2 separate regions of the Homo sapiens genome follow, and region 2 is linked to region 1. A link is an interaction called in ENCODE POLR2A ChIA-PET data of the cell type or tissue named here. Cell type or tissue: HepG2. All regions are shown on one strand. Each heading gives the region's core, and the rest is flanking DNA. Links, peaks and the distances in the headings are about the cores only.

Region 1 (2,912 bases), core at 169-2,668:
AACTAAGCACATAAAAGTACCCACTATTGTACTTAAAATATTAGCCTTGTCTCTTATGTATATGTTACATTCCTCAAACTTTTTAAATTTTTTGCCGACACGGAGTCTCGCTTTGTCGCCCAGGCTGGAGTGCAGTGGTGCGATCTCGGCTCTCTGCAACCTCAGCCTCCTGGGCTCAAGCAATTCTCGTGCCTCAGCCTCCCCAGGAGCTGGGACTACAGGTGTGCGCCACCATGCCCGGCTAATTTTTGTATTTTTAGTAGAAATGGGGTTTCACAATGTTGGCCAAGCTGGTCTCGAACTCCTGGCCTCAAGTGATCGCCCACCTCGGCTTCCCAAAGTGCTGGGATTACAGGCTTGAGCAGCCGCGCCCGGCCATATTCACTTAAACATTTAATGACCCAGGAGAACATTCATCTAGGATTTTAAGTTGTACTCACAGTGCTTTTATTTTCTGTTTCGATCAAAATAGTCTATTGATGACAATATTTGTGAGCCCATTCATTTCTACCGTATCAAATTGTTAGTCTAGCCAGTCTCCTTCAAACTTCTCTCCCTCTACCCATCATCGTCAAGATCTAAAGGAATTCACTACCTCTTCTTCTCCCAAGAAAAAAAAAATCGCTCCTCCCCCTCTCCCAACCCCCCCACAACCCATTCCAGAAAAGGAAAGAAGAGGGGACGCAAAGTGGAATAAGTTACGACGGGCGACCGAGCGCATAGAAATGGGACCAAAGCCCAGGCTCAAGACAGAGACGAGGAATCAGTAACCACAGCCGGAGGATCTTGGCTATTTGCCAGCAGAGAACTGACTGGTTCTAAGAAACCAGAGGCAGAGCGAGTGACAGGAAGGGAAAGAGGGCCCACCCTTGGGACTGCCTGAAACACTCAAAGAATGAAAAAGAAACGTCAGGAATCCGAGACGGGATGCGGTCGGCCAGAGCGACCAGCCAGGTTAACAACCAGCTCAGAAAGCCGGGACACGGGTGAGAGACCCCTGGGAAGGAAACAGCGCCCGGGGACGGCCTGCTAAAAGGAAACTGATAACCAGGAAGCCTAAGGCCGCCTCGCTTCCAAAAGTCAGAGTCGGAGCCCAGGTGTCCGGTAGCTGCGGCCAGACACCGGATCGGGTCTGAGGGCGGGCCTAGGGGCGGAGCCCGAGCTCTTTCCCCGCCCTCTAACGGCGACCCGGGCTGCGTTCTCAGTGCGCCGGCGTAGGGTGAGGCCGGACTCTATTTGGCGATTAAGCGTGAGGCTGCGTTCGCTACCCAGCATGCTGTGCGCTAGTGACGGCCCTCCGCCTATCCCCTTCCCAACTCTCCCCCCACCCCTCCCGCCGAGGCCCCCCCTTCCCCTAAAGTGAGTGAGTGAGACGGGCAGATGGAGGAGGGATTGTAATGGCGGCAGCCGGCAGCTCCCTGCTCTGACCCACGGCAGGCACACAGCAACGACCCCTTCCCCGCCCCTCTCCCGGCCGGCCTCCGCCCCGCAGCCAGCGCGGGGCCACCCTCTCCGGCCCTTCCCCCAGCTGTCGGCGTCTCGCCCTGCGCCCCGGCCGGGGCCCCACACACAATGGACGAGCTTGCCGGAGGCGGTGGTGGCGGCCCGGGGATGGCGGCCCCTCCCCGGCAGCAGCAGGGACCTGGGGGGAACCTGGGCCTTTCGCCCGGGGGGAACGGAGCGGCGGGCGGCGGGGGTCCTCCGGCCTCCGAGGGAGCGGGTCCCGCGGCAGGCCCCGAGCTGTCCCGGCCGCAGCAGTACACTATCCCGGGGATACTGCACTACATCCAGCACGAGTGGGCTCGGTTCGAGATGGAGCGGGCGCACTGGGAGGTGGAACGGGCCGAACTGCAGGTACCTCGTTGGGGTCGGTGTGCGGGAGCTGCGGCGGCTGGGTTCCCGGCCGGGGGGTGGGGCTGGGGACTCCACTCAGCCGGAGCCGGCGCCTTGGGAGGCCGAGCGGAACCTACCTGTGCTGCTCAGGTTGTGATGGTCCTCTCAACGGCTTTTCCTGGAGTCCCCCTCCCTCTTTCCCGCATAAGCTTGCTCCCCAACCTTCACTGGCTACGCGGTGCGGGCCTCCTCGGGGCAGCCATTTTGGCTTTTAGTATGGCGTCTGCGGGGGCTCCTCCGGAGGCGGCCTTCCCGGGCCTCCGGGGCTTGGGACCGAGCACCTCTCTGTGGGAGAGTCCGGTTTGGGGCCTCTCAACACTGAGTTTGCTCTTGTTTGTTCCTCTTGAGATGAAGAGCCCGAAGAGAGGGACTAGGATAGGCATCTTACCCCCCTTTTCCGGACCACCCCCCTTTCCGATTTGGCGTATCTGGCCCCCTCCCTCAGACTTGGTACGCGCTTGCCCCTTGACAGCCACGCTTCTTTCCTGGGCTGCTAGGGTGCACAGTGACTTGGGACTGACCTGTGAAGTTTTATTTCCCATCGTCAACTTTAAGTACTTTCTCACCTGAGATGCTGCCTTACTCACTTGGATTCTCTGTAGTTATTCCTTACTTAGTGACTCATCAACGCTTTCAGCACTGAATTTTTCTTTTTACAGTACTCTCCACTAGATCTCCTTTCCCCCATCCGTTTCTTTATCTATAAAAAAACCAAACCAGACGATCGATGCTGTATTTATGAAACGACTGAAGAGATTTAATATTCCCTTGAAGTGAAACGTAGTTATATCATGTTACTTACTCTTGCAGGAGAAGCAAAGTGAGATGTTCTCGGAACCCTTCATAGTTGAGCTTGACTCGATCCTCATAATGTGAACCTTTGATAGGCTGCACATTTGGAAGCTGTTGGTAGTTAACAGCTCATGTCCTGGATCTCAAAATTGCTGCATCTTTTTGAAAGGGTTATTTAACTTTCTTGGGTATTTGTGTTTATTTTTAAATACCTTTCCAGGGCAAAT
Region 2 (2,912 bases), core at 231-2,730, 200 kb before region 1:
TTGTAGAGATGAGGTCTCACTATTTTGCCCAGGCTGGTCTTGGAACTCCTGGGCTCCAGCAATCCTGTCTCAGCCTCCCAAAGTGCTGGGATTACAGGCATTAGCCACTGCACCTGGACCATTTTATTATTTTTCTTTCTTTCTTCTTTCTTTCTTTTTTTTTTTTTTTTTTTTTTTTTTGAGATGGAGACTCACTCCGTTGCCCAGGCTGGAGTGCAGTGGTGCAATCTCAGCTCACTGCAACCTCCGCCTCCCAGGTTCAAGCCATTGTCGTGCTTCAGCCTTCCGAGTAGCTGGGACTACAAGTGTGTGCCACAATGCCTGGCTAATTTTTGTATTTATAGTAGAGATGAGGTTTCACCATTTTATTATTTTTCTTTAAGCTTTTCTTATATGCTTTATGCAAGCTTTATACTTAATATAAATCACCTTAAATTAAAACAATTTTTCGTAAGAAAAGCTGTATTTCAAGTTATGTTTATGTCAGTGTTATTTATAATAAAAACATAAAATGGAAATAGCCTATTTGTTGGAATAAAGTGAATGTTAGTTCAACCATATGGTGAATGGAATATTATTCAGTTATTTAAAATATTGTTAGGTAGCACCCTATAGAAAGAAATAATCTTACAAGTTACCAAAAATGATCACATGACAAAAATAACCATGTGATTACAACCATGAAAAACAGTTCAGATAATAAGAATGTATGCTACTGTGATATAGTTGGGTTTTAGCAAAAGGGATTATGAGTGTTTTTCTCCTTGCTTTGTTTTTCTAATTTCCTATAGTCTGTTTATGTTGTTTTTAATAATTAAAATTTTTGGGCCAGACACGGTTGCTCACGCCTGTATTCCCAGAACTTTGGGAGGTCAAGGTGGGTAGATCACTTGAGGTCAGGAGTTCGAGACCAGCCTGCCAACATGGTGAAACCCCGTCTCTACTAAAAATAAAAAAAATTAGCTGGGCGTGGTGGTGCACACCTGTAATCCCAGCTACTCAGAAGGCTGAGACAGGAGAATCACTTGAACCTGGGAGGTGGAGGTGGCAGTGAGCCGAGATAGTGCCACTGCACTCCAGCCTGGGCGACAGATCGAGGCTCTGTCTTAAAAAAATAATAATTACAACTTTTATTACGAAAAGAAAAAAAAGATTTCCCCAGAAACATGTTTTGATTTCACTATAAATTTAAATGGCCAGAAATCGTACCAGTTTATAAAGTTTTGTATAGGAGGGGAAGTTTTCACAGAGAACGTCCTTTTCTTGGATGTTTCTCAGTAACCTCTCAGCCTCTGCACCTCAGAGAACAAAGGTCTTTTGCTAAGATTCAAATTGTTTGCCAAAAAATTGAGTTTCCCCTCCTTTTGGTTCTTGCCATTGGCCAGCGTGCTTTTCTATCACCAGAGACCTCCAGTATCTCGCTCACACACATCTCACAGCAAGGAGCTGACTAATCCTAAGGCTGGCGGCTTGTTAGGCAACCTTTCACACAGTGCCTATTGCTACCCCATTGCACAATATATTTGACTGGGAATGATAAACCCGTGGTTTACATTTGACTCCAGTCACCTTGTTAGTGCCAGCAGCTTACGTGTGTAAATATCACCCACTGCCTTTAGAAAGACGTTGACAGTTGACATTGTGTTCCTGGCTCCGTAGTGTTGTGTAACACTGGGGAGGAGCAGAGGGGTGGGGAGAAAGAGCCTATAAGGAAGCATCAATCAGAAGCAAATGAGGATATGAACTTATAATCACTTCCAGCTTTATTTATGAAAGAAATGAAAAGCTGGACACTTATGGGTTGTAGCTTCAAATAAACTTAATATTAGAATTAAAGAACTAGAAGAAACAAATTAATCAACATTCAATATATTTCTATTAATCCATTGGTAATATATAAGTAAATCTTTGACAGAGGCACCACACTTTTTTCAGTGACTAAAATAGTTCAAATGGAGAACAGCCATTGCTGTATTATTACAAATTCTGTTGTAATTTCATGAATGTGACAATATAGAATGTATATGATAGAAGAAATCACTATGCAAAGAAGGTTCTGTGCTTAGTTTTTTGAGACTACAAGTCATTTCTTTACACACACACACACACACACACACACACACAAACCCTGTAGCTATGCCCAGGTTAGGGGGAAAGAGGAAGTGGGGAACCCTAAAAGAGAAGAGAATAAAGATTTCAATTATCATTTGTTCTAGGAATGAATACTATCTTACTCAGAGCTTTAAGTCTGTGAGAATATTCAGCCCATATAGTGCAGTACATTTACTGAGGTTAGATTAGTTATTTTTAGTGTCTTCCATGTCCCCTCTGTACACAGTGTGATACTAACAGTAACATAAAAGCCACCTGCAAATTTTGTTTGCTAATAAGATTCCAGACCATTAATGAAAGGACATAGGTTGATTTTGCTAAACAAAACAAAAACTCCAAGAATATCAAAAGCTTGTTTTGAGTGTGAAAGAAGAATAAAACAGATTTCATTTTTATTTGGTTACAAAGAATGTGTTTTTAAAAAGCTGGAAGAGAGTAAGGCAAAGGCTAACCACCCCTTGATAAAGTAGGATATCATAAGGAAAATTATGCAATGGTTAGTGAGATTGCAGAACACTCAATATAGCTAACTTTCCTCAAGATTGAGAAGGACAAAGTAAGTTCCTTAGAATGAGTATCTTTGTATAGTAAGTTTGAATCATACCAGTACATATTAACCAGGTCATTTACTACTTTGACTCACTCTTTTCATTAATATTCAGGAATTACTGTGGTCAAAACTTTATTAACCAACAAAACCTGAGTGTGGAAGGTGTTTCCAACTTGGACAGGAGCAAAAGGCCAAAACTCACCTATAATGAATCACCAACAACTACTTTAGTGTTCTAAGTGTAACTGAT

Evidence for each region. ChIA-PET counts read pairs that join two places held together with the same protein. Peaks named below come from ENCODE experiments on the same cell type or tissue, not always from the same donor. Only the 100,000 strongest peaks of a DNase experiment are listed, where the experiment ranks them.
Region 2: POLR2A ChIA-PET joins it to region 1 with 10 read pairs; 9 of 35 experiments call an interaction of 5 or more read pairs at or near these places.

What each region holds. Positions count from the first base shown.
Region 1 is chr14:31,024,846-31,027,757 of GRCh38, reverse strand. STRN3 (striatin 3) reads left to right here and starts at 1,379. Exons shown (of 18, transcript NM_001083893.2): 1 at 1,379-1,854. The coding sequence starts at 1,573. It overlaps AP4S1 (adaptor related protein complex 4 subunit sigma 1), which reads right to left and starts at 2,109. Exons shown (of 6, transcript NM_001128126.3): 1 at 1,971-2,109. RefSeq lists enhancers at 881-1,040, 2,151-2,260, 2,331-2,430 and silencers at 1,171-1,490, 1,581-1,840, 1,980-2,161. In HepG2, for the core only: CTCF peaks have their summits at 1,099, 1,310 and 2,182; DNase peaks (open chromatin) are centred at 817, 1,237, 2,077 and 2,409; H3K4me3 peaks cover 2,500 bases; H3K27me3 peaks cover 518 bases.
Region 2 is chr14:31,228,505-31,231,416 of GRCh38, reverse strand. No RefSeq gene overlaps it. Among named protein-coding and RNA genes, the nearest start is that of HECTD1, 22 kb to the right of the region's middle. In HepG2, for the core only: no CTCF peak of the experiment used is centred there; a DNase peak (open chromatin) is centred at 1,546; H3K4me3 peaks cover 267 bases.